2 separate regions of the Homo sapiens genome follow, and region 1 is linked to region 2. Evidence: read pairs that join two places in POLR2A ChIA-PET (ENCODE). Cell type or tissue: Panc1. All regions are shown on one strand. Each heading gives the region's core, and the rest is flanking DNA. Links, peaks and the distances in the headings are about the cores only. Region 1 has its middle 8.9 kb from the start of LINC02889. Region 2 overlaps LINC02889 (long intergenic non-protein coding RNA 2889).

Region 1 (11,858 bases), core at 7,552-11,551, 52 kb after region 2:
AAAGTGTTTACTAGATATTTATTAAGATTGTTTTTAAATATGAACTTCAACATCTTGATTGAATGATGAAACATGGACATATGAATCAAACTTTGGTATCTGCTCACTATCAAATGCTATAGAATCAAGAAAGTGAGAGCAACAATATTTCCTGTGCAACACACTACACACCTTAAATTTGGAAATATCTTTTGCTTTCATGAAAGTTTTATGATAATTCCTATTTACAAATTTTGAGGGGTGGTTTATAATTCTACTGTATTCTGTATCTGTAATCAAATCTTTGACAAATCAGTTGAATTTTCCCCCACAAACATAAAAGACACAGAATCAATAAATAAAAATACTAAGATACTTCACACAGCATCTTTTGACATTTGTAAAGAATTTTAGAGTACAAAGTAATTCTCTTTTAGTGAATGCATGGATTATACTATTATATAGAAGAGCACTACTTAGATCATAGTAGAGAAGGATATATCTACGACCCTATGAGACTGATGCTGCTAGTTGTTGCCAATATTTACCCTCACACTTCATTCCTTGGGGTAGCAATGTGCCCTGGCACAGGTGATAGAGTATGACTAGACTGACCAAGTCATAATTTTGTTCCTTATTTCCCAGTCTCCCTTGCAGCCAGGTATAGTTATGTGGTCCAGTCCTGGCTATGAGAAGTACAGGGAAGTCTCCTGGTAGGCTTCTGTCATTGTGCTTTCCTGACAAAAGGAGATAGGCACAAGAGGCATAGCCCATTCCCTCCAGCTTCCTGCTTAATGAGGCATCCTGTAATTAACTGAAGTTTCAGAAGCTATCTTGTGACCATAGGCAGCAATCCTAAGGATAAAAGACAACAAAACAAGGACAATTGGACTAAAAGATAAAAAGATCCTGGATCTTTGATGGAAGCATCAGGGAGCTAAATCAATGCCAGCAAACACCTACTCTGGACTTCCTATTATATGAGAAAAGTAAACTACTTAGGAGAAAATCATAATCCCCATGTCTGAAAGAGATTTTAAAGCATGTATTTTCTCACAAATCACCACTAAAGAACTTACTCATGTAACTAAATACAACCTGTACCCCAATAACTTATGGAAATATAGAATAAATAAATTTCATATGGGATCAAAGAAGACCCTGTAGAGCCAAGACAATCCTAAGCAAAAAGAATAAAGCTGGAGGCATCACGCTACCTGACTTCAAACTATACTACAAGGCTACAGTAACCAAAGCAGCATGGTACTGGTACCAAAACAGACCCATAGACCAACGGAACAGAACAGACCCCAGAAATAACACCACACATCTACAACTATCTCATCTTTGACAAACCTGACAAAAGCAATGCGGAAAGGCTCTTCTACTCAATAAATGGTACTGGGAAAACAGGCTAGCCATATGCAGAAAACAGAAACTGGACCCTTTCCTTACACCTTATGCAAAAATTAACTCAAGATGGATTAAAGACAAGTGTAAAACCCCAAACCATAAAAACCCTAGAAGAAAACCTAGGCAATACCATTCAGGACATAGGCATGGGGAAAGACTTCATCTCTAAAATACTAAAAGCAATTGTAAAGAAAGCTGAAATTGACAAATGGGATCTAATTAAACCAAAGAGCTTCTTCTGCACAGCGAAACAAACTATCATCAGAGTGAACAGGAAACCTACAGAATGGGAGAAAATGTTTGCAATCTACTCATCAGACAAAAATCCAGAATTTACAAGGAACTTAAACAAATTTACAAGAAAAAAGCAAACAACCTCATCAAAAAGTGGGCAAAGGATATGAAGACACTTCTCAAAAGACGACATTTACGTGGCCAACAAACATGAAAAAAAAGCTCAACACCACCAATCATTAGAGAAATGCAAATCAGAAACCACAATGCGATACCATCTCATGCCAGTCAGAATGGTGATTATTAAAAAGTCAAGAAACAATAGATGCTGGCAAGGCCATGGAGAAATAGGAACACTTTTACACTGTTGGTGAGAATGTAAATTAGTTCAACCATTGTGGAAGACATTATGGCAATTCCTCAAGCATCTAGAACCAGAAATATCATTTGACCCAGCAATCCCATTACTGGGTATATACCCAAAGGAATATAAATCATTCTACTATACAGACATATGCACATGTATGTTTATTGCATCATTATTTACACAGCAAAGACATGGAACCAACCCAAATGCCCATCAATAATAGACTGGATAAAGAAAATGTGATACATATACACCATGAAATATTATGCAGCCATAAAAAGGGATGAGATAATGTCCTTTGCAGGGACATGGATGAAGGTAGAAGCCATCATCCTCAGCAAACTAACACAGGAATGGAAAACCAAGCACTGCATCTTCTCACTCATAGTGGGATTTGAACAATAAGAACACATGGACACAGAGAGGGGAACAACACACCACCAGGGTCTGTTGGAGGGTGGGGGATGAGGGGAGGGAATTTAGAGGATGGATCAAAAGGTGCAGCAAAACACCATGGCATATGCATACCTATGTAACACACCTGCACATTCTGTACATGTATCCCAGAATTTAAAGTAAAAGAAAAAAAGAAAAAGAGTTGGAGAGAATTTAGGGTGTGTCCTGGCCAAGGTTACACAAAGAATGCAAGTAAAAGAAAGAATAACTACTGGACAAAAAATAAAAATAAAAAATAAAATAAAATGATAACTTTTTTTTTCTGTCAATGAGAAATAATCTTTTATAACAAGTCAATCATTAGGAAAGACATTTCAAGCTCACTTTCACTGTTGCCCTTATTTTTCTTCCTAATTCCTGACACTAAAAACAACTATTTCTACTACCTCCAACTACCTTAGTTATGGCCATATAAACAGACTCTTTCCCTCTCCCTCTCAAATATATGTGAATATATGTGTATATATGCATATTTACATAGCCAAATAATATATACTCAACTTTCTGAATAATTCCATCCACTTGAAACCTAGTTTTAAATGTGTAGGAAAGCAATTAATATGAGCAATAGAGTACAGATTGCACAAGAGATGCTTCTAATATACTTTATTTCCACGACTAGACAAATGCCTTTGCATATGTTTTAAGAATAATAAACTGACCACATATCCTTTCCAACTTAACGATTTATGAGGAAGTTGGTTTCAAATAAACCAAAACAGTGCTACCCACAGAAATAGCAGAGAGTAAGGATCTCTTAAAAGGGGCTTCTTCCTCACCACTGTGACTCATCAGAAGCCCGGATTTGAAGAATGCATTTGCCTTCAAAACCTGAAGGCTATTCTAATCCTGACTCCTTGTACAGACCTGGAAATTTACCTAAATTGTTAATGCCCTGGCTACCAAATTGACACAATAGTAATTTCCTCCTGTTTATCTCATAAGATGTTGAGGAAGTTACCAAGAAATTTTAAAGTACTATACATATCAGTGCTATTAAAACATTTTTTATTTCATACACTCCACAAATACCCAGTTACCAATTTAAATATAACAAGTAGTCCTCTACATAACAGGGTACTATCAGCCAGACAATAAAATAACTAGCTTATTTTAGAGCACATAAAACATCTCATCCTTATATTTTTACTTGGATGAAACACAAGGTTATTAGCCTTAGTATTTTGTTTAATCAAAAGTCATTTAACCAAGTAACAATCTGATGGACAAAGAGCCAAGCAGTAAAATTATAAATTTCCTTAAAGTTCTGGAAAAATATTCTACAGTTTCAATATGTTATATAATATGTTTAAACTATTCTAAAAAATGTACCCAGAGTCTCAATCTGTCCAGTCTGCATTAATCCACAAGAAAACAATAAGACTATGGTATATGACAGTTTATCCATAAAAAAACCACAAAGATATCTGCATAAAATATTTTTAAAACATCATATTCTAAAAAACATACAAATACAAACCATTTTTAGACATGTGCTTATGAAAAGTATTACAATCATGAGCATTTTCATGGTGCTCAGAAAGATAAGATTTAAGTGGTATGGTTATAACCAATTAATTGGAAAAACAGAAAAGCCAAAGAGATCACTTATAAAAGCAATTTTCTAGTATGTCCTGTGTTGAGAAAGGAAATGTATACTACCTACTTTCTAGGAGTCTATAATTAATATTACTTAATCTACTTTACTATCAATGTCATAAAAAGGCAAAGTATAGTTTTATTTTTCTTTTTTTATTATACTTTAAGTTCTAGGGTACATGTGCACAATGTGCAGGTTTGTTACATATGTATACAGGTGCTATGTTGGTGTGCTACACCCATTAACTCGTCATTTACATTAGTTATATCTCCTAATGCTATCCCTCCCCACTCCCCTCACCCAACAACAAGCCCCGGTGTGTGATGTTCCCCGCCCTGTGTCCAAGTGTTCTCATTGTTCAGTTCCCACCTATGAGTGAGAACATATGGTGTTTGGTTTTTTGTCCTTGAGATAGTTTGCTCAGAATGATGGTTTCCAGCTTCATCCATGTCCCTACAAAGGACATGAACTCATCCTTTTTTATGGCTGCATAGTATTCCATGGTGTATATGTGCCTCATTTTCTTAATCCAGTCTATCATTGATGGACATTTGGGTTGGTTCCAAGTCTTTGCTATTGTGAATAGTGCCGCAATAAACATACGTGTGCATGTGTCTTTATAGCAGCATGATTTACAATCCTTTGGGTATATACCCAGTAATGGGATGGCTGGGTCAAATGGTATTTCTAATTCTAGATCCTTGAGGAATCACCACACTGACTTCCACAATGGTTGAACTAGTTTACAGTCCCACCAACAGTGTAAAAGTGTTCCTATTTCTCCACATCCTCTCCAGCATCTGTTGTTTCCTGGCTTTTTAATGATTGCCATTCTAACTGGTGTGAGATGGTATCTCATTGTGGTTTTGATTTGCATTTCTCCGATGGCCAGTGATGATGAGCATTTTTTCATGTGTCTGTTGGCTGCATCAATGTCTTCTTTTGAGAAGTGTCTGTTCACACCCTTTGCCCACACGTTGATGAGTTGTTTTTTTCTTGTAAATTTGTTTGAGTTCTTTGTAAATTCTGGATATTAGCCCTTTGTCAGATGAGTAGACTGCAAATTTTTTCTCCCATTCTGTAGGTTGCCTGTTCACTCTAATGGTAGTTTCTTTTGCTGTGCAGAAGCTCTTTAGTTTAATTAGATCCCATTTATCAATTTTGGCTTTTGTTGCCATTGCTTTTGGTGTTTTCGACATGAAGTCCTTGCCCATGCCTATGTCCTGAATGGTATTGCCTAGGTTTTCTTCTAGGATTTTCATGGTTTTAGGTCTAACATGTAAGTATTTAATCCATCTGGAATTAATTTTTGCATAAGGTATAAGAAAAGGGTCCAGTTTCAGCTTTCTACATATGGCTAGCCAGTTTTCCCAGCACCATTTATTAAATAGGGAATCCTTTCCCCATTTCTTGTTTTTGTCAGGTTTGTCAAAGATCAGATGGTTGTAGATGTGTGGTATTATTTCTGAGGGCTCTGTTGTGTTCCATTGATCTATATCTCTGTTTTGGTACCAGTACCATGCTGTTTTGGTTACTGTAGCCTTGTAGTATAGTTTGAAGTCAGGTAGCGTGATGCCTCCAGCTTTGTTCTTTTGGCTTAGGATTGACTTGGCAATGTGGGCTCTTTTTTGATTCCATATGAACTGTAAAGTAATTTTTTCCAATCCTGTGAAGAGAGTCATTGGTAGCTTGATGGGGATGGCATTGAATCTATAAATTACCTTGGGCAGTATGGCCATTTTCACGATATTCCATTCCGTATGATATTGGCTGTGGGTCTGTCATAAATAGCTCTTATGATTTTGAGATACGTCCCATCAATACCTAATTTATGAAGAGTTTTTAGCATGTAGGCCTGCTGAATTTTGTCAAAGGACTTTTCTGCATCTATTGAGATAATCATGTGGTTTTTGTCTTTGGTTCTGTTTATATGCTGCATTATGTTTCTTAATTTGCATCTGTTGAACCAGCCTTGCATCCCAGGGATGAAGCCCACTTGATCATGATGGATAAGCTTTTTGATGTGCTGCTGGATTCAGTTTGCCAGTATTTTATTGAGGATTTTTGCATCAATGTTCATCATGGATATTGGTCTAAAATTCTCTTTTTTTTGTTGTGTCTCTGCCCGGCTTTGGTATCAGGATGATGCTAGCCTCATAAAATGAGTTAGGGAGGATTCCCTCTTTTTCTATTGATTGGAATAGTTTCAGAAGGAATGGTATCAGCTCCTCCTTGTACCTCTGGTACAATTCGGCTGTGAATTCGTATGGTCCTGGATTTTTTTTGGTTGGTAGGCTATTAATTATTGCCTCAATTTCAGAGCCTGTTATTGGTCTATTCAGAGATTCAACTTCTTCCTGGTTTAGACTTGGGAAGGTGTATGTGTCGAGGAATTTATCCATTTCTTCTAGATTTTCTAGTTTATTTGCGCAGAGGTGTTTATAGTATTCTCTGATGGTAGTTTGTATTTCTGTGGGATCAGTGGTGATATCCCCTTTATCATTTTTTATTGCATCTATTTGATTCGTCTCTCTTTTCTTCTTTATTAGTCTTGCTAGCAGTCTACCAATTTTGTTGATTTTTTCAAAAAACCAGCTCCTGGACTCATTGATTTTTTTGAAGGGTTTTTTGTGTCTCTGTCGCCTTCATTTCTGCTCTGGTCTTAGTTATTTCTTGGCTTCTGCTAGCTTTTGAATGTGTTTGCTCTTGCTTCTCTAGTTCTTTTAATTGTGATGTTAGGGTGTCAACTTTAGGTCTTTCCTGCTTTCTCTTGTGGGCATTTAGTGCTATAAATTTCCCTCTACACACTGCTTTGAATGTGTCCCGGAGACTCTGGTATGTTGTGTCTTTGTTCTCACTGGTTTCAAAGAACATCTTTATTTCTGCCTTCATTTTGTTACGTACCCAGCAGTCATTCAGGAGCAGGTTGTTCAGTTTCCATGTAGTTGAGCGGTTTTGAGTGAGTTTCTTAATCCTGAGTTCTAGTTTGATTGCACTGTGGTCTGAGAGAGAATTTGTTATAATTTCTGTTCTTTTACATTTGCTGAGGAGTGCTTTACTTCCAACTATGTGGTCAATTTCGGAATAAGTGCTATGTGGTGCTAAGAATATATATTCTTTTGATTTGGGGTGGAGAGTTCTGTAGATGTCTATTAGGTCCACTTGGTGTGGAGCTGAGTTCAAGTCCTGGATATCCTTGTTAACGTTCTGTCTTGTTGATCTGTCTAATGTTGACAGTGGGGTGTTAAAGTCTCCCATTATTATTGAGTGGGAGTCTAAGTCTCTTTGTAGGTCTCTAGGGGCTTGCTTTATGAATCTGGGTGCTCCTGTATTGGGTGCATATATATTTAGGATAGGTAGCTCTTCTTGTTGAATTGATCCCTTTACCATTATGTAATGGCCTTCTTTGTCTCTTTTAATCTTTGTTGGTTTAAAGACTGTTTTATCAGAGACTAGGATTGTAACCCCTGCCTTTTTTTGTTTTGCACTTGCTTGGTAGATCTTCCTCCATCCCTTTATTTTGAGCCTATGTGTGTCTCTGCATGTGAGATGGGTCTCCTGAATACAGCACACTGATGGGTCTTGACTCTTTATCCAATTTGCCAGTCTGTGTCTTTTAATTGGAGCATTTAGCCCATTTACATTTAAAGGTAATATTGTTACTTGTGAATTTGATCCTGTCATTATGATGTTAACTGGTTACTTTGCTCATTAGTGATGCAGTTTCTTCCTAGCATCGATGGTCTTTACAATTTGGCATGTTTTTGCAGTGGCTGGTACTGGTTGTTCCTTTCCATGTTTAGTGCTTCCTTCAGGAGCTCTTTTAGGGCAGGCCTGGTGGTGACAAAATCTCTCAGCATTTGCTTGTCTGTAAAGTATTTTATTTCTCCTTCACTTATGAAGCTTACTTTGGCTGGATATGAAATTCTGGGTTGAAAATTCTGTTCTTTAAGAATGTTGAATATTGGCCCCCACTCTCTTCTGGCTTGTAGAGTTTCTGCCAAGAGATCCGCTGTTAGTCTGATGGGCTTCCCTTTGTGAGTATCCCAACCTTTCTCTCTGGCTGCCCTTAACATTTTTTCCTTCATTTCAACTTTGGTGAATCTGACAATTATGTGTCTTGGAGTTGCTCTTCTTGAGGAGTATCTTTGTTGCATTCTCTGTATTTCTTGAATTTGAATGTTGGCCTGCCTTGCTAAGTTGGGGAAGTTCTCCTGCATAATATCCTGCAGAGTGTTTTCCAACTTGGTTCCATTCTCCCTGTCACTTTCAGGTATACTAATCAGATGTAGATTTGGTCTTTTCACACAGTCCCATATTTCTTGGAGTCTTTATTGCTTCTTACTCTTTTTTCTCTAAACTTCTCTTCTTGCTTCATTTCATTCATTTGATCTTCAGTCACTGATACTCTTTCTTCCAGTTGATCAAATCGGCTACTGAAGCTTGTGCATTCGTCACGTAGTTCTTGTGCCATGGTTTTCAACTCCATCAGGGTTTCAACTGCATCAGGTCATTCTCTACACTGGTTATTCTAGTTAGCCATTCGTCTAATCTTTTTTCAAGGTTTTTAGCTTCTTTGCAATGGGTTCAAACTTCCTCCTTTAGCCTGGAGAAGTTTGATCGTCTGAAGACTTCTTCTCTCAACTCGCCAAAGTCATTCTCCATCCATCTTTGTTCTGTTGCTGGTGAGGAGCTGCGTTCCTTTGGAGGGGGAGAGGCACTCTGATTTTTAGAATTTTCAGCTTTTCTGCTCTATTTTTTTCCCCAACTTTGTGGTTTTATCTACCTTTCGTCTTTGATGATAGTGACGTACAGATGGGGTTTTGGTGTGGTTGTCCTTTCTGTTTGTTAGTTTTCCTTCTAACAATCAGGACCCTCAGCTGCAGGTCTGTTGGAGTTTGCTAGAGGTCCACTCCAGACCCTATTTGCCTGGGTATCAGCAGTGGAGGCTGCCGAACAGCAGGTATTGCTAAACAGCAAATGTTGCTGCCCCATCGTTCCTCTGGAAGTTTCATCTCAGAGGGTACCTGGCCATGTGAGGTGTCAGTCTGCCCCTACTGGGGGATGCCTCCCAGTTAGGCTACTCGGGGGTCAGGGACCCACTTGAGGAGGCAGTCTGTCCGCTGTCAGATCTCAAACCCCGTGCTGGGAGAACCACTACTCTCTTCAGAGCTGTCAGACATGGACATTTAAGTCTGCAGAGGTTTCTGCCACCTTTTGTTCAGCTATGCCCAGCCCCCAGAGGTGGAGTCTACAAAGGCAGGTAGGCCTCCTTGAGCTGCGGTGGTCTCCACCAAGTTCGAGCTTCTTGGCCACTTTGTTTACCTATTCAAGCCTCAGCAATGGCAGGCGCCCCTCCCCCAGCCTTGCTGCTGCCTTGCAGTTGGATCTCAGAATGCTGTGCTAGCAATGAGCAAGGCTCTGTGGGCATGGGACCCTCTGAGCCAGGTGCAGGATATAATCTCCTGGTGTGCAGTTTTCTAAGTCCATTGGAAAAGTGCAGTATTAGGGTGGGAGTGACCCGATTTTCCAGGTGCCATCTGTCACAGCTTCCCTTGGCTAGGAAAGGGAATTCCCTGACCCCTTGTGCTTCCCTGGTGAGGCGATGCCTCGCCCTGCTTCAGCTCATGCTTGGTGCACTGCACCCACTGTCCTGCACCCACTGTCCAACAAGCCCCAGTGAAATGAACCCGGTACCTCAGTTGGAAATGCAGAAATCACCCATCTTCTGTGTTGCTCATGCTGGGAGCTGTAGACTGGAGCCGTTCCTATTTGGCCATCTTGGAGCCACCTTGGCAAAGTATAGTTTTCAAGTTGAATTTTCCCTCTCACAATACCAGCCTTCTTAAAAAGGCCAAAGGTACTGTCACACATTCTCATTTAACATCCCTATGCAGAGAAGTAGAAAGTGAGAGGAAATGAGGAAAGATGAAGCAAATTAAAAGATTTGATAAAAATATTTTGATAAAAGATAAAAAGTCACAAATCTAATTTCAAGAGTTAAAAGCTGAAGAGTATAGCAAAAATCACATAATTAAATCACTAAAAATCATTTTTTAAAAACCCTTTAAAATAATCAAAGAAAAAGGATACATTATATATTAAGGAACAAAGATAAGAATTACATAAAACTTCTGGTCAGAAACATTGAAAGCCAGAAGACAGTGGAAAGGATAAAAATAAACCTAACCTAGAATTCCACACCTAGCAAAAATCTCTACCAAAAAAAAAAGAAGGTGAAATAATGACTTGATAAACACAAACAGATGTAATTCATTGCCAGCAGACATGCACTGCAAGAAATACTTAGAATAGCCTTGTGGAAAGAAGGAAACTAATTCCAGAGGAAAATTTTGATGTATAATTAAGCATGAAGAACACTGGAAATAATACGTAAACATGAAAGCTTTTGAAATTTTTGAAAACCCTTTAAAAGAAAATAAGTTGGTTAAATCAAAATTCAAAACACTATATTATGTGATTTAGACCACATGCAGAAACAAAATACATTGGTGCACAAAGGCTAGCAAAGGGGAAACGAAAGTATTTGTCGTAAAATCCTTATACTATATATGAAATGGTACAATGTTTGAAAATAGACTGTGCTGGATTAAAGATACAATTTTATACCCTAGAACAACCATTAAAAATAGTATACTTGAGGCCGGGCGCGGTGGCTCACGCCTGTAATCCCAGCACTTTGGGAGGCCGAGGCGGGTGGATCATGAGGTCAGGAGATCGAGACCATCCTGGCTAACAAAGGTGAAACCCCGTCTCTACTAAAAATACAAAAAACTAGCTGGGCGCGGTGGCGGGCGCCTGTAGTCCCAGCTACTCGGGAGGCTGAGGCAGGAGAATGGCGTGAACCCGGGAAGTGGAGCTTGCAGTGAGCCGAGATTGCGCCACTGCAGTCTGCAGTCCGGCCTGGGCGACAGAGCGAGACTCCGTCTCAAAAAAAAAAAAAAAAAAATAGTATACTTGATAAGGTGGCTGGGCGTGGTGGCTCATGCCTGTAATCCCAGCACCTCGGAGTCCAAGGTGGGTAGATCACCTGAAGTCAGGAGTTCAAGACCAGCCTGAACAACATGGCAAAACCCCTTCTCTACTGAAAAATACGAAAATTAGCCAAGCATGGTGATGCATGTCTGTAATCCCAGCTACTTGGGAGGCTGAGGCAGGATAATCGCTTGAACCCAGGAGGTAGAGTTTGCAGTGAGCCAAGACCACACCATTGCATTCCAACCTGGGCAACAGGAGCAAAACTCCATCTCAAAAAAAAAAAAATAGTATAATTGATAAGCCTATAATGTAGATAAAATGAAATAAATTATTTAATTCAAAAGATAAGAAAAAAGAACAGAGAACCAATGGAACAGAAAAAAATAGCAAGACCTATTTAAACCCACGCATATTGATAATCCATTAAATGTAAATTGTCTAACTCTACAATTAAAAAGGGAAAGATGATCAGATTGGATTAAAATTTTAAAAGCAAGACCCACCTAAATGCTGGATACAACAACCCCACTTTAAATATAAAGAGACTAATAGATAAAATGTAAAAAGATGGTAAAAGATATGCCATGTTATCACTAATCAAAACAAAGTTGGAGTGTTTAAATTAATATCAGATTAAGTAGATTTCAAAGTAAACAATATTACTAAAGTAATATTTTGCTTCAAAGTAAATAAAGCAAAACCTGATACAACTAAAAGAAGTGAAAGACAAATCCATAATTATAGTTGAAAATTTCTAAACCCCCCTCTCAATGATAGAAAAATTGGACCAAAAAAGAAAGATCAGTATGG
Region 2 (17,547 bases), core at 7,303-11,302:
AAACTCTATTTATATGCACATTTTAAGTAAAATAATAATAAGATCCATAATAAAGCATTGGTTTGGGAACCAAAGGATGCACCCACTAGAAGTTTGTCAGTTGTCCTTTATCATTGATAAAAAAAAAAAACAGAAATAAAAACAACAACTAGATCTCCTGAATACCAGTGGGTTGATTTAAGGCATAGCTACAGATGTAGAGAGCTACAGGCTCTCTAATAATCTCTGGAGAAGTGAACCCTATTCCCTGAATTTTTATTATATTATTTAACTTCTATAAGCCTCCATTTATAATACTGGAGTAATAGTGGTCTTGGGACAATTTAATAAGATAATGCAGCCAGACATAGGGGCTCACATTTGTAATCTCAGCACTTTGGGAAGCCAAGGCCGAAGGATCACTTATCTTGCACCCCTGGCTATAAAATTCCTTGCAGTAAGTGCTGCAAGATACTAAGTTCCCATGCATTTTAAAACTGAATTTTCTGTTTTCTGCTTTGATTCCTTTTTTTTTTTTTTTTTTAAAAAAAAGGACTTTGTATGTCTTAATAGTCATACTCCTTCAACACAGATACTAGAAGATTGTTTGATGTCTGATATCAATTGAATACTATAAATTGTAAGTTCTATATATACTAGGCACCAATCTAAATACTGACTTCTTTCAAAAAATCTCAATAGAAGAATCCTTAATGATGTTTTCCAAAACTACACACATAGATGACTTACATGATTTGGGTTTAGAGGTTTCTTTTACGGGTCATTTTCCTAGAACTATATGAATTAACTCGAAAATCATCTAGTCTGTGAGATTTAGAAATACAACAATTTGAATAGCAACTAATAGAAACATATTTTAAGTAACAAAAGGAGTTACAGAAAGCTTAATAATGAGCTTCTTTTTATTATCACCCTGGATATATTTCTTAGGCCACAGTTGAAGTAACTATCTCTCACTGATCTTAAAAAGTTTCCTCCTACTATACTTGGGCACATAAGAAAAAGGTCTCGAGCATGGGAGTTAGGATGGCTGTGATGGATCAAGGGACTCTCCACAAACTACCTTTGAATGTTCAGTGAATTCTGTACTGACCTATTAAGAGAGGTTTCTGCTCTCATTAGGATCCAGTAGGTTTCAGGTGCAACTACCCCTCTACTTTACTCTTCCACCTCCCAGAGAACTCTGCCAAGAGCCATGTTAAGACTGCTTTCTTCTTTAACTACTAATAGTCTTGATTATAGGAACAGAAATTTATTGTAACATCAATCTCATGGAAAAGTGAAAGTAGCTAAATATATTTACAGAATCAAGATATGGCTGAGTTGATACTGAATGATGGGGGCTTCCTCTTTAACTGTTCAGGTTAGAACAATTTATGGTTGAAATTACTTTGGCTGTTGCCATGATTTCCAGCATATTATGGTAAAAAGAAAAAATTTTTATTTCAGTTGCTCATTCACTTTTCATGAATTTTTTTAAGATAAAGTGATAAGCTATTTTAGGGGTATAGTGGTTCACCAGAAGCTACAAGGATATTGAAAGAAGAAGGGCATGTAAACAAATTATTAACTCTGAAAAAAAAGTGAAGACACAAAAAAACCTTTTATTAAAGGCACCTGCTGACAGGTATTTCTGAAAATGTGTGAAAATAATGCCTTATTTATTTGCTTGTGTTATACACAAGGAAATAGGTTTTATCTAGTCATGAAGCATATTAAACTGCCACTCTCCCCCCTCCTGTAAACATTCCAGTGTCTCATTAACAATGGCACCAGAACTTTATCTTCAAAAAGCTTTTTCTATTCATGTGGAATATTTTATGGTTAGATGCCCAATTAATCTGCTATAGTTTAGCTTTGTGAGGTTCAAATGTCTGTTTCACTTAGCTGTTTACTTCTAAATGGGCCAGAGCTCTTTAAAATTTAAAGAGTAAGAGGAGACCTTAGGGATGTACATAAGGAAAAATAGCATGTCCTCTAATATACTGATTTTTAAATCAAAATAATATAAATGATTATTCATGGAACAATTTTTCTTCTACATACTTGAACTACACTTCCATTTGCCTTAAATATATGGCTGTGCTCCAAGTTCCAACATTTTTTCATTTTCTATGTTAAAGTTTGCTTCTTCATGACATTTATACCCTTCAAATATTTATAAATGCTACCATGCTCTTGATTCTCTGCATTTAAATCTGATTCATACTTTCATGGATATGTGGATATGCTGCAATAAAACAGAAGTCATTAAATGACAAGGCACCAATCTCTTTTTGTTGGTAGGTTCTAAAATCCTTCATCTCATTCCAACAAGGAAGCTTTTAACTCTATCAATTTCTGATCATTAACTCTCATCTTTAGTTTTTTATCCCTTCAAATGTGATGATCATGTACTCTAAGGCAGCTTGGCAGATTTACAATATGTAAATATTGAGAGAGTGAGACTCCATGCCAATTGATGTAAACAATAAATGCACAGCGATTATTTTCAGAAACAGATGCAGGGAATGTCCACAGATGTTTGGAGTTTAGTCTCCTTTAAAATGTTCTATTTGAGTAATGATGTAAATAAACAAGTATCAATGCAACTAAATAATGAAGACATTTTTCTGTTGGTTATGCTAACACCATGCTGCGTTCTCCCAAGTTGTGTGTTTTAAGTGTATTTTTAACTCCCAGATCTGGCATTGGCCAAAAAACTAAGTGCAAATGCTGCTTATTAAAAAAATACCAACATGTGGATTTCTATTCCAGAAAAAATGCTTGGTCTATGTTTTCCAAAGTGGGAAATTATAACTTTCACTATCAGAAATTCTATCTTTAATAAATTAATATCCCACTGCATTTCCCCTCAAAATATAAATATCAGTATCTAGTTCTTGGATTGGAAGTATGATATGAACTAAATTTCATGAACCCAAAATGTTTCTACCAAATGTTTTTATCAGCTAATTAATCTACACAGCTAACAATCTACAAGGATTGAGGTCAGGTTGTTGAGAACTTCTGTATAGATAAAAAAACTAATTCAATTGTGTGCACATGAGATATGGTATATTCAAAATTAGATATCAAATGAAGAATAAGTAGTCATTGGAGAATCAGCCTTTGAATAAACTGGATTCTGTTATTTCTACTTTCAAATCACAGTTAGGGTAAGCTACCACTGCTGCTTACAGATAGCTAAACCTAAACTCACTTGTCAATGTTAATAGCATTTTTGTTTATCAGATTTTCTACACAGTTTATTATATTGTTTGCAAATAAAAAACAGTTTTACTTCTTTCTTTTAAATATGAAGTGTTGTTTTGCCTTATTGCACTGGATAAGAACTCCCGTAAAATGTTGAATAGGAGTTAAGAGTTCATTTTCTGCCTTGTTTCTGATCTTAGACGAGGAAGCATTTAACCTTTTACCTCTAAAGATGATATTAGCTACAGGATTTTCACAGATGCCTTAAATACACTTTCAGGTAACAAAGTTTTCTTCAATTCCTAGTTTCCTGGGAATTTTTATAATGAATGTTAAATTTTACCACGTATTTTTCTACATCCATGGAGATAATTTTATAAAGGATTTTTCACCTTTGTTAATTCTGTGAACTTCATTGATTTTCAAGCATGAAACCAATCTTCCACTTCTGAAATAAATCCAACTTGCCCATAATATCTTCTCTGTATATTGCTTGATTCTTTGTTAAGAGTGTTCGTACCTATGTTCATAAAGGATATTGGCCTATACTATTTTTATGTCTGTCTGATTATGGTATAAAGGGATTGCTGACTTCTCCTGGTTATCCTTTTTTAAATGTCCCTAGGATTTGTAGTCACTCATGTTTCATATTAGTAATTTGTCTTTTCTCATTTTTCTTTATGAATACCCCTATATATTTTTAATTTTATTGATGTTTTCAAAGAATGTGCTTTTGTTTCATTGATATTTAATTAACTAATTTTGATCTTTATTGTTTTGTTTTGCTTTTTGAGATGGAGTTTCGCTCTTGTTGCCCAGGCCGGAGTGCAATGGCAAAGTCTCGGCTCACTGCAACCTCTGCCTCCCAGGCTCAAGTGATTCTCCTGCCTCAGCTTCCTGAGTAGCTGGGATTACAGGCGCCCGCCACCATGCCCAGCTAACTTTTTGTATTTTTTAGTAGAGAGGGGGTTTCACTATGTTGGCCAAGCTGGCCTCAACTCCTGACCTCAGGCAATCCACCCACCTTGCCCTCCCAAAGGGCTGGGATTACAAGTGTGAGCCACCCCACCCGGCCTTGTTTTGTTTTTTACTTATTTTGGGTTTAATTAGCCCTTCTCTTTTCTAGCCTACTTAAGTATGGGGCTTAGAGAGTTTATTTTATACTTCCTTCTACTTTTTGTTTGTTTGTTTGTTTCTGAGACAGAGTCTTGCTCTGTCCTCCAGGCTGGGGTGCAGTGACGCAATCTTGGCTCACTGCAACCTCCGCCCCCATCATTCAAGTCTTATGCCTCAGACTCCTCAGTAGCTAGGTTTACAGGTGAGTACCACCACACCAGGCTAATTTTTTTTTTTTTTTCCCAGTAGAGTCAGGGTTTCACCATGTTGGCCAGGCTGGTCTCAATCTCCTGGCCTCAAGTGAACCAGCCGGCTTGGCCTCCCAAAGTGCTTGAATTACAGGCGTGAGCCACCGTGCCTGGCCTACTTCCTTCTCTTCAAATAAACATTTAAAACTGTAATTTTTAATCTAAGCACTGCTTTAGCTGCATCTCTCAAAATTTGATATTCTGTGTTTTAGGTGTCATTTCATTACATTTTTTATTGACTTTGTGATTTTTCTTCATTGACCTTGTGTTGTTTTAATGAAAAGTGTTGTTTAATTTTCAAATTTGAAGGTATTTCATATATCTTTTGGCTAGTTTTTTTCCATTTAGTTGTTGTGATCAGAGAGCAAACTGCATGATTTTACTCTTTTCTATGTGTTAGGACATATGTTATAGCCTAATACACATTCTATCTTGGTAAATGTTTCATGTGCACCTGAAAAGCATATTGTTTATCAACAGACACAGAAAAAGCACTTGAGAAAATTCAATACCCATTCATGATAAAAACCCTCAATAGAGTAGCAGTACAGGGGAGTTTCCTCAAGTTGTTTAAGAATAACTGCAAAAAGACCTACAGTTAGCATCATATTTAATGATGAAAAGCTTTTCAAGTAAAATCAGGAAAAAAGCAAGGATGTCCTCTCTCACCACTCCTTTTCAACATTGTCCTGGAAGGTCTTAACTAATACAACAAGACAAGAAATGAAATAAAAAGTATACTGATTGGAAAATAAAAAATAAAACTTGCCTTTCTTTCATAGATGACACTATTGTCTATGTAGAAAATTTGGAGGGTGGGGTGCGGAATTCACAACAAAAAGCCTCGTGGAACTAATAAGCCTTTGTTGCAGGGTTGCAGGATATGAGATTACTATACAGACAGCAATTGTTTTTCTATGTTCCAGCAATGAGTAAGTGGAATTTGAAATTAAAAACACAATAGCACTTACACTGGCACCAAAAAAATGCAACAGGTATAAGTCTAACAAAAGATGTACAAGATCCATATGAGGAAAAATACCAAACTCTGATGAAAAAAATTGAAGAACTAAATAAACGTAGAGATATTGCATGTTCATGGATAGGAAGGCTAAATATTGTCAAGATATCTGTTCTTTCCAACTTGATCTATAGATTCAATGCATCCCCAATAAAAATGCTAGCAAGCTATTTTGCAGATGTAGACAAACCAATTCTAAAGTTTATATGGAGAGGCAAAAGACTCAGAATAGTCAAAACAATATTAAAGGAGAAGAACAAAACTGGAGGACTTACAATACCTCAGTTTGCAACTAATTCTAAAGCTACAATAATCAAGACAATAGTGTTGAAAAATAGACAAACAGATCAATGGAACAGAACAGAGAGCTCAAAAGTTGACCTATATAAATACAGTAAATTGATCTTTGACAAAAAAGCAAAGACAATACAATAGAGAAAAGATAGTCTTTTCAAAAAATGATGCTTGAACAAATGTAAATACACATATAAAAAAATGAATCTATATACAAACTCTATACCCTTCATAAATGTTGACTTAAAATGGACCACAGACCTAACTATAAAACACAAAACTATAAAATTCTTAGATAACATAGAAAAAAAAATCTAGAGGGCACTGGGTTTGATGATGACACCAGGTTTGATGATGACACCAAAAGCACAGTCCATGAAAGAAACACTTAATAAGCTGGACTTCATTAAAATTAAAAATTTCTGCTCTGTGAAAGACACTGTAAAGAAAAGAAAAAGATACACCACAGACTGGGATAAAATATTTACAAAAACGAATTTAATAAAAAACTGTTATCCAAAATATACAAGAACTCTTCAAACGTAACTATAAGAAAACAACCCGATTAAAAGATGGACCAAAGACTTTAAGAGATACCTCACCAAAGAAGACATTTAGATGGTCAGTAAGCGTATGAAAAGATGTTCCACAGCATATTTCATTGAGGAAATACAAATTAAAATAATGAGATACTAGTACATTAATCAGCATGACCAAAATCCAGAAGACTGACAATGCCAAATGGTGGCAAGGATGTGGAACAGTAACTTTCCATTAAGGGTGGGAATGCAAAATGATATACCCACTTTGGATGAGAGTTTGGTGATTTCTTATAAAACTAAACATACTCTTACCATATGATCCAGCAGTCATGCCACCATTTAGCATTGTCAGTCTTCTGACATATGATGTGGATATTTAAATAACAACAAAAAGACTGGGAAGATAGAAAGGAAGATTTAATCTAGGAAGTTCATTTTTAGCCTTAAAATACTGAGTAGCTTACAAAAAGTCTTCTCCTTTTTTCTTCATAGTGAATAGTTTTTATGTTAGGATGATTTTATTGTATATGCACAATAATGCTGGATTGCACTGACTCATCCATTCCTAATTTTGAGTGTGTGAAGATCTTGATGTTGTGCCGTGCAGATCCAGATGTCAGGCATTTTGCCATACTTGCCAATATAGGCAGCTGATTATAATTATTCACTGCCATTAAATTGCTGCTCAAAAATTTTCCCATTCAAGTTGATGAATCAAGATGTTGTTTGGGCTAAGCTTTTCCCAAGAAAATGCTTTCCAAATTCCTAATACTTTGACCTCAAGAATATTTAAGAAAAAGGCTGGTGTGATGTATGCATGGGATTTATAGTAAGTCTATTAGAGATAGATCTTTTTCAAAAGGAAGAACTGTCAAACCAAAATATAAACATAGGCAATAATGAGATTGTAACCCAAATGTCAGTTACACAACACCCCATTAATTTCACTTATCCTTTCATCTCCAAACAAGTCCATGGGTTTTGTAAATATAAAAAATAAAAACCTCCCCATGTTCTCTACCCGCTCATATGGCATGGGGAAGGAGGGTGAAGATCTTTATATCTGTGGCTTCTTGATCTAGAATTCTGCTTTCACACTTGCTCTCTCTCTTCTGTTCCAACCTAAACTTGAAACAAATCTTCTCTGATTTCTACAGAACAAATAAATAAGCAAACACAGTAAGAATTCGAGGGATTATTTGTCGGGCGCGGGGGCTCACACCTGTAATCCCAACATTTTGGGAGGCCGAGGCAGGTGGATCACCTGAGGTCAGGGGTTGGAGACCAGCCCGGCCAACATGGTGAAACCCCATCTCTACCAAAAATACAAAAAATTAGCCGGGCATGGTGGCAGGCACCTGTAATCCCAGCTACTTAGGAGGCTGAGGCAGGAGAATTGCAGTGAGCCGAGATGGCGCCACTGCACTCCAGCCCGGGCAACAGAGAGAGACTCCATCTCAAGAAAAAAAAAAAAAAAATTGAGGGTATGGTAGACTTTCTTAAATGATTCCTGGAATAGAGCAGAAAAGAGTTCATGTTCCAGCCACAAAAATCAACTTCAAATGAAATAATAGGTATCATCTATCTTAAAATTTCATTTGGTTACATCCCCACCAGGCTTGCCACTGGCCTTTCACTTTATGTAATCCTAGCTCTCATCATCTTGTTGGTTTTTCTCTCCATGCTTCATTTTATACATTCTCTCATTGTCCTTCTCCCTCTCTGAAGAAGTAACAGGTTCTTTCCCGGTCTCTCATAGCTATAGGCACTGTCTGCCTTTTCCCCAGAACCTTGGTGCCAGCCAATACCAAAGCTCTGGGAATCCAACTTCCTATTGGATGGGCTCTTGAAGTAACATTTCCAATTCTTTCTAAGAAGAATTCTGGTGACTGTTGTTAAATATGTACATTTAATTTTATTTTATTATAATCTCAGTTTCTCATTATGGAAGAGGTAAGAGAACATTATCCAACATTGTTAAGCACCTACTATGTATGGAAGGCTAGGCACACAGCACTGACCTTGGTACTACCGGGAAGGCAGCTTGACCTAACATACTCAAGAAATTCTAACATTTTATCTTCAGTAGCCCTTTAGATTGCAAACATGACATTTTCAAGAATACGACATAAAAAGGTTTGCAAATATCCTTTTTCCCTGTAATATGTTCCATATTAAGGGGCCAAATTTGCCAGGCTCATACAAGAAATGTCTTTCTCCTCTTTTGATGTGCTTTTAAAATTTATTTCTGCTTTAGTAACAAAACAAAAAAGTCACTGAAAATAAAAATTTAATTCCATTCTTTTAACAAGCAGCTGTCAGCCATATTCTTTAATAGGAAGTGAAGGTTGGAAGATTTTAGTGGAGAAGGAAAAGTTACATCAAGTACAAGAAATAGGCCAGGCATGGTGGCTCACGCCTGTAATCCCAGCACTTTGGGAGGCCAAGGCGGGTGGATCACTTGAGCTCAGGAGTTCGAGACCAGCCTGGGAAACATGGTGAGACCCCAGTTTCTATTAAAAACACACAAAAAATAGCCAGGCATGGTGGTGCACACCCGTGGTCCCAGCTACTTGGGAGGCTGAGCTGGGAGGATTCCTTGAGCCGGCAGGGTGGGGGTTAGGGGGTGGGGAAGGTTTCAGTGAGCTGCGATACCACCACTGTACTCCAGTCTGGACAACAAAGCCAGACCCTGTCTCAAAAAAGAAAAAAAAAAAACAGGTAGTACAAGAAACAGTCTTTGGTCTTAGGAGAACATTTATGTAGGCATCAGGAAAAAGTCAAGAGTTCACAAGAACATAATAATTGTTAAGGACTCACTATACAAGATGCTACAAAACACATCTAAATTGTTAAGGCAGTATCAGAAAGAATACCCAGTGTGGAATGAAGTTTGACCTATAGATTGAATCTCTAGCTGGCAGCTGAAACTTGAAAGTATTATATGTGTATGACTACTATACTGACCCAGGACGATACGTGACTTAATTGAAATATGATAGTTTCATCCCCACAATTGTCCTCTAAACCTTATTCAATAGGAGCAGTTTCCTCTAGCACCAGGTCAAAGACTGACTCTTGGATAATAAACAGTCTTACAGTCACTTTAAGTCTTTAGCTCTCTGCGTGCTGGAGCCAGCTCCTACAAGCTCAGTAGAGCCGATTGTGGTTGTTTCTGCCCAACTCCACGTTTAATGATGTCAAATTAACAGCTTCAGGTAGGTTATAACTTCCCTATATACACTGCCAGAAGTGCTAAAAATTGAGGATGGGAAGAGGACTACTTTTGTGGATTTTTTTTTTTTTTTTTTTTAAGAATCAGTTTTTCAGCACAGCACTGGTTCCATGGCAAACAAACATCCCTTAGCCCCAACAATTTTTAGAAGTACAGGCAAATCCCAACATTGCTCTTCTACTGGCTTCATTACCAGCAGCAGCTAGCATCTTTTGCCCTTTAAATAGACCTGTTGGGAGCCACACTACCAAAAGCCTCAATGCGGGAGCAACATATGAAATTGCCCAAGTATCCTTGGAAGCCTCATCATTAGGTTTGATGATAGGGAGCAGGCACCCCGCCTCCAAGGTGTATAGCTCATAACATAGCTTTCTCCAAAGATACCTTCTCCCCTGAAATCCACTCTCTTCCAATCCACACTCTACCTCAGTCTTATATCTTCCATCTGGTGAAGGGTCCAAGAATTACGGAACTGATGAATTCTACATTTAGGATCTGTCTTGTGAAATTCATCTCTATTTTTTCTTGGTATCTTGCTCAAAATTCAATTTTAACATTCTGTTTCAAGAGGTCAGCATAAATAATGTCAAAGAGAAGGAAATCCCATATATATGTATATATATTTTCTGTTTGGGAGGACTACCAAAAATAAGCTCAAATGAGAGAATACATCAATCTTGTATTTTGTGGTTATAGTTGTTATTGTTGGGTTGTTTTTGTTTCTTTTTATGGCAAAGGTAGTCAAGTTCATGGGTTAAAACTCATTTAATTTGGAAAGAAGAAAACTACACTAACTGGACACCACCCTGTGCTAGGCCCTGTGCTAGGCTGGGCAGCACTTCTTATACTTAATGTGCAAAGGAAGCCCCTGGGGGGGTCCATGTTAAAATGCTGATTTTCATTAGGTCTAGGTAGAGCTGATATTTTTATTTCTAACAAGTTCATAGGTAATGCCCATGCTGCTAGTTTGGAACTTCTTTGAATAACAACGGGCTAGAGAATATATATATACACATGCACACACATACATACATATACATATATAAACATATGCACATGTATATTTACACATGAAGATTCAAGAAAAAATTAAAACAATTCCATGAGATAGATGTTTATCATTATCTGTATTTCACCAATACAAAAACTGCAAATGAATGAGGTTGACTTGCCCAACCACATAGATAAATGGCAGAGGGGATTCAAAACCACATTTCTCTTCCCTTTTTTCATTAGTTGACATAGCATCCAGAAGTTGTTACTGTTTTTAAACTATAAACTGTAATCAGGTTAAAAAAATAAGTAACAATGTTGAATTTCTTTTTCTCATAATGTGATTGACCTCCCCATTTTAGTAACTGTTCAGATTCTCCTATTTCATGTCCCTGAGTTTTAATGGATTTAATCAAAACTATTTTCAAATACTAGTTGCTAGTACATATAGTCTACCCACGAAATATCTTCTAGATGCTTGGTCCATGACTAAATGGCACAAGTGCCTGTATTAAGAGAGGTATTTTGTACTCTGCAATGATGTATCTGACCATTCATGTTCTCTCATTATACTAGCTAGTCTTCAGGCTTTTTCATTATGCTATTTAGTGAGGAGATGTTCTAAAACCTTTACTGACTCTCTTCATCTCCTTCACTTATAATGAATTTGTACAGAATGCTACAGCCAAGGAACACAAAAGCTGAGCCCCAAGAAAAAAAAAAGTGATTAATGTGGACTTTCCCTAAACAGATGGTATTAACAACCTCAGCCTGCAAATTTCAATTTTAAAAGATAACAGTCTAAGTCCCTGATAGCTCACAAAGTACCTTGGTTACATATAATTTGTTTGTACAAAATTGAAGATTATTAGTTAAATAATGATTCTTTTAATCTTAGCATTTACACAAGTATTTTTTTCAATTGTTGTCATTGCTACATAGACTCAATCCCTTGGTCTTTTCCTTTAAGCTTTTTAAAAACTAAATGAAGGAAGGAAGACAGAGGACGTGAGTCACATGCTAACAAAAATAACAAAACAGTGTTGGCCACAGATAATTTCCTGAAACCGGTATGAGAAGGAATAAGCTATGTGAAAGAAAAACATTGGCAAGCCATTTTGTGAAACAGTAAAATTTCCAAATATAATTGAAAAGAGAAAAATCTTCCCAAGCAAAATACCCATTTCCAAGCCTAAGGCAACAAATAAACAAATGAAGGGTGGGGAAAGTTCAGCCTTAATATTAAAAAAAAAAAAAATTCAACTTTGTTTTCTAGATATCTGATATGATTGAGGAGCTGTTTTAAGAAAAACAAAGAAACATGTCAGTAAAATTTCCTTTTGTTATATATATATTATGATATCTATATGAGAGATTTAATAAAGTGTTAAGGTATGCTGGGTTCATTGAGTTTTAGCTTTGGAAACATCTCCTTGGATAAATGGAGTTTAATAATCGGAACTCTATGTAATATATCAAGAGACCCAAAACAAACACACAGAACATTTGATTAGCTCAACAGCTGCTAAAAATCATTTTGATAAAAGTCAGCCCCATTTCTGATTTAAAATTTTTGTTAGCATCAGGATGAAAAAGGATGTTATTTATATGCAAAAACATTAATCTACCTAAAACAGCTATTTGCTTGCTTAAGAGAGGAACTGTTAGGCAGCCCATACATTAAAATCTGGAATAGACAAAGGATGCTCATAATCCCAGTATTTTGAATTTTTCTAGGATTTTCAACTATTATCAAAATATAAAGGAAAAAGAATTTTGCTAGTCTACCTAGAAAATTCAAGATAATCAATTGAAAAGTTATTAGACTACATAAGAAATTTCAGTAAATCAGATAGACACCAGATAAAATCAAAAGAGCAATCACTCTTTGGCATGTCAGCAATAGCTGGTTAAAATATAAGATAGAACAAAAATAGTAGACAAGGACGACAAATATATAGAAATAGTCTTTTTAAACAAATGAGCAAGAACCATGAACGTCCTTTCTGAGTTATTCATTTAAACAACATGAACAAATGGTGAAATTTTCCCTGTTCATGGATGAGGAAATCGACTATTATTAAATGTTAGATCTTTTCAAATTTATAATTGTGAAGCAATTACACCAAAATGTCAAGGGGGCTTCTTTTGAAATATTTCTAGATTTAATGTGAAAGAATAAATGATGAAGAGTTAAGAGCATTTTGAAAAGGAAGAGTAATGGGAGAAGAGAGTTTAGCACTACGAAATATTAACATGTTATGAAGCTCTAACGAGGTGAAGAGCACGGTACTGTCAAATACGTAAGAATCAAGAAAGTAATAAATGAGGCCTTCCAAATGAATGAGAAGGAGATTTGTTTGAGAAACAGTTCCGAACAATTCCAAAATAATGATAGTAAAATGTAAAAAAACACCAAATATTATAACATAAAAAATAAAATTAAATAAGCAAATTTGTCACTCACAGAAGAAAAAGAAAAGCATAATAAGCTCAAAAACAAAGGAACAGATTACTAGATTTAAAGATCTAAAATTTTTTATTTCTGCCCATCGTAAAACCTCAGAAACCTAAATAGTAAAAACAAGCTGGATAAAATATATACAAGATAATTCAACTAAGAGCATGAACTGAACATTCAGAAAAATAAAAATACATATGGCTAACACAAATAATGTTCACCTTTAATAATCAAAGATATAGTAAAATTTAAAGAAAATGGCATACTTTTAGTTCTTTAAAATAGTTAACATTTTAAATGATAGGCCTAGCCAATAATACATTCTTTGTTCTTATGTTTTCTCAGGTTGATTTGGAAGTTAACCATTCAGTAAAACTGAGCTGCCAAGTTGTAACGAAAGCAAGTCTCGTACAAAATTCTCCCACACTTACAGTTATATAAACATTCATTAACAAGCAGGCAAAAAACAACCTGTACTGTAGTTTCACTGAAATGCCAGCATTGTCCTTTTAAGTGATCAGCCGCCCCACCAACATAAAAAAATAACTGAAACCAATTATGACAGCCTTCCAGAAGCAGGGCCTAGTACCCTGATAGTTAGCTCCAGACAACTTGAAAAATTCATAAATCAATGGGTGGCCACAGGACCATTTAGGGATCAAGCCTTGGGCACTATTTTAAGGGTATGGTAAGGCCTCACTGGTTTCTTATTCCATTGGCATATAAATATGCAGAATGTCTCTAACATGTTTTTAAAGAAATCATTTCTCCTGAAAACTTAAAATTTTGCCAAGCAGTGAAATTATCCTAATTTATAAGTCACCCACTTCACCAATACAAGCAAATTTCTGCTCAATCTGCTAATTTCCATACGGATTGCTAATTGAAACACAAAAAACAGAAGCACTTCTGTTAGCCTCCTGTGGAATATGGACTTCCTGATCAGAACTCCAGCTGGCTTTCTTTGGACTTCTGTACTATTGATTAGCACTTGGGTAATTGCTTAACCTAAAGAGATCTGCATAACCTATATAAAGGGAGTTATAAACATTGAATACCAGATGTTTACTCTTCTTCCACATGATTCCTCTTCTTACCCTTGTATTTTCTATGCATTCTGTATTTCTATGGAGATGACTGGAAGTTCCGCACAGTTCTGGCTCTATTCACAGTTCAGGTTACATTCAGCTTAGGTCCATCAACACTTATTTTGGTAAATCACAGCAAATGTCAAATTCTTCAAACCAAAAGAAAATCCCCAGTCTGTACAGAGTGATAATTATTTCTTTTTATGAAAATTTCTTACATACTCTGCTGAAAAAGATTATCCTATTTTTATGTTTTTGATGGTAGTCTAGTGTTTCATAATCTCAAACTTATTTCAACAGCCTTACCTCATTGCTCCCAGAGCCAAACAAGGTCAATGAGTAGTCGTTGGCAAGATACTCTGCATTGTTTACAATGCCGCAGCTATTTGCAATGATACCTGCCCATGTCGCCATCAACCTCAGGCTGCCTGCATCTTTGCCAGCAGCCGTCAGTGGAGAGAGGAACTAGTACTTCAAAGGTCTCAGTACGGCTCATAAAAGAGCAGGGGGTTGACCCAAGCCAAGATGAAGATTGTATATTTGTCAGTTATGTTTGACTATTTTGACAAGCTAATCCATAGAAACTCAAGATAACTGAGAGGAAGTCTACATTTAATAGCCCCAGAGAAGGCTACAGATAAATGTAAAAGAAAACTAAAGATCTCCAGGGGAAAATACTTAGTATCTCCTCCCCATCGTAGAAGAAAAAAGGGAAACAAGCCAATAGTACCACTTATGATTTAAAGAACTGACCACATATAACAAAAATGTTAAATATCCAGGGAACAAAAGTGAAAAACTGAAGGAGGGAAAGAAACCAAGCATTCAAAAGAGATGATGAGTAAGGCGGTGACAAGCTAAAGGCACTGCAAGTCTGGGGCACACTGAGTGTGAGAAGAAACTCTGAAGGGTTTAACAGGAAACCAGGATTTCCAGGAAACTAGAAGCCAGTTGAAAATTGATGCACATTTCAAGCCATTTCAAACAAGAAAAGGGCGAAATTAAATATGGGTTCAAAGGACAATTATACATCCAAAGGCCACTGCCCCAACAACTTGGAAATCCTTATACACCTAGATGAGAGTTCTTTTGCAATTCCTAGATACTAAAATGTTATCCACCCCAGTAGCCAGTACCTGGCTGCAGAGAACGTGAAGCTATTATCAGATTTTATGCTTATACCCAACCTGTTTCAAAAACAATATAAGGTTCCCTACAACAATAAAATATTGCAACATGAGAAGAGAAATAATTCAGGCAAAAAGACAAGGCAGAGCTTATGAAACGAAGCCAAGAAAAAATAACACACAAATCTTTACCAAAACATCTGATAACAGTAGTTCCCAATGTTTTTTAGTATGAGGTCACTTTTTCTAAAATCAGAAATTTTCATAGATCACCCTCAAATGACAATATGCCCCCCACAGCCATGATACCCAACAATTCTATTTACACAAGTAGACATTGATGAAAAATGCAATAAGCTACAATAAATTCAGTTATGTGAAATTGTATTTTATGAATCAGAAGTGTACCGATATGAATAGTAATAAATACGTAAATATTATTTTATTTCATAACAATATTGGAGATCCTTATCAATTCATGGATCTCTGCAAAAACCCTAATGCCCTGATTTAGCCATTCTATTTGTTTTCTAAAAATCTTTGCATCCTGTGTCTTCACAAATACAATGGAAGTTTTAACGGAAATTCAACAGGGAATAAAATGTGCCATTAAGACCTATTTTACAAACTACCACCAAAAGAACTTTTGCTTGGGGTCTGTGGAAAAGGCCCTTTATGTCTTCAATTATCAGTTTCATTATCTTCACAAATAGACAGCCCCCTGCCCAAACCTCCACAGGTACACAGTGACACCCAATTTCATTTAGGTACAGTCATGTGACTGTTAGTCAATGAGATGTACACAGAAATGGGGTGAGCAAATCTCCACAAAGCAAGCGCTGTGTGCTTTGCCTCCACTTTTCTTGCTGGGTAGAATGCAGACAATACTGACAAGGATCATACCCTTGGGCAGCAGAGGAAAATAGCTGGATGGAACCTGGGACTTTGTGAATTAATGGAAATTCTTTATTAAAATTCTGACTATTGAAGTTCTTTTTAGAATAGAACAAACTGTTTTTAAGCCATTCTTAATTTTGTATTTTTGCTGTCACATGCTTTCAGATAGTAATTTCTAGTTAATACTGTCTCTTAACTATCAAAAGTGTTCAGTTCTAATATTCAGTCTTCACTACTCCTAGAAAAATCACATACAATCAGAACGAACTTTACTTCCTGTAACTTTGCAGTCTCATTTCTTGTCCTTGTCATTAGTTCTTTCTCTCCTTTCCCTGAAACCTTAGACACTAACTCTGATACCACCTTGCGGGTCTCATCTTGATTATGCCTTACGGTAATTTGGGCTTAGCTTTCCAGATCTCGTATATAATTGATGTGTGCGCTGGGATTTGTTTTCAATAGAACTGGGTTATTTTTCTGTATATTTCCCCCATTTTTTTTCTTGGTTTTTACCTTTGTTTTACTGGAGCAAATCTTCAGGTAACCTCCTTACAGAAGTACATAAGAGAAAGTTTCTGAAAGTCTGAAAATAGCTATATTTTACCATCACACTTGATTGCCAAGTGACTAAGCCTAGAATTTTTCTCAGAGCTTCAAATGCATTGTTTCATTGCTTCTCAGATCTTGTATTGTTGGTGAGATGTCTGATGTCAATCTGGTTCATTTTAACATTATGAATCATAAATATGGTTGTGTTCACTACATCCTAATTATAAAGTTTTAAAAAAATTTCTTGTGTTCTGAAATTTCAGATATAAATTTTTTCAGCATCCTGGGAACCCAATGGGCCTAAAGAATTCTGGTGCTTTAGTATTAAAAACTTTTCTTGTATATTTCCATTGCTAACTTCCTCCCACTCCAATTCCCTCTCTTATTTCCCAGAATATTAGGTCAATGTCAAGCTTCTGGGATTGAACCTCTATGTTTATCTTTTTAAAATTTTTTTCTTTTGTCTTTTTTCTCTTGTTCTGATTTTCTTAGTTTCATCTTCGTAACTGTCTGAATTTTTGCAATTGCATCTTCAAGACAAAATATCTTATTTTGTTCTCCATTGTTCTTTTGTACTTTTCTAGTCTTATTTTTCGATGCAATATCCTCTCAAATTTTCAAGCTAATTGCATAACTAGGTTCTTTTAACATTCTCCTTTTTCTGAATTATCTGTTTCTTCTAAAGTAAATGTTCTTGTTTTAGTTATTTTGTGCTGCTGGTTTTATTTATGTTTTTTGTTATCTTTGGCTGTCTTCTTATGAAGAAGAATAGTGGACTGGG

What was found. ChIA-PET counts read pairs that join two places held together with the same protein. Peaks named below come from ENCODE experiments on the same cell type or tissue, not always from the same donor. Only the 100,000 strongest peaks of a DNase experiment are listed, where the experiment ranks them.
Region 1: POLR2A ChIA-PET joins it to region 2 with 11 read pairs; 2 of 35 experiments call an interaction of 5 or more read pairs at or near these places.

What each region holds. Positions count from the first base shown.
Region 1 is chr7:17,561,843-17,573,700 of GRCh38, forward strand. No RefSeq gene overlaps it. Among named protein-coding and RNA genes, the nearest start is that of LINC02889, 8.9 kb to the left of the region's middle. In Panc1, for the core only: no CTCF peak of the experiment used is centred there; no DNase peak of the experiment used is centred there.
Region 2 is chr7:17,509,934-17,527,480 of GRCh38, forward strand. All of the region lies in intron 1 of LINC02889 (long intergenic non-protein coding RNA 2889), which reads right to left. Among named protein-coding and RNA genes, the nearest start is that of LINC02889, 40 kb to the right of the region's middle. In Panc1, for the core only: no CTCF peak of the experiment used is centred there; no DNase peak of the experiment used is centred there; H3K27ac peaks cover 668 bases.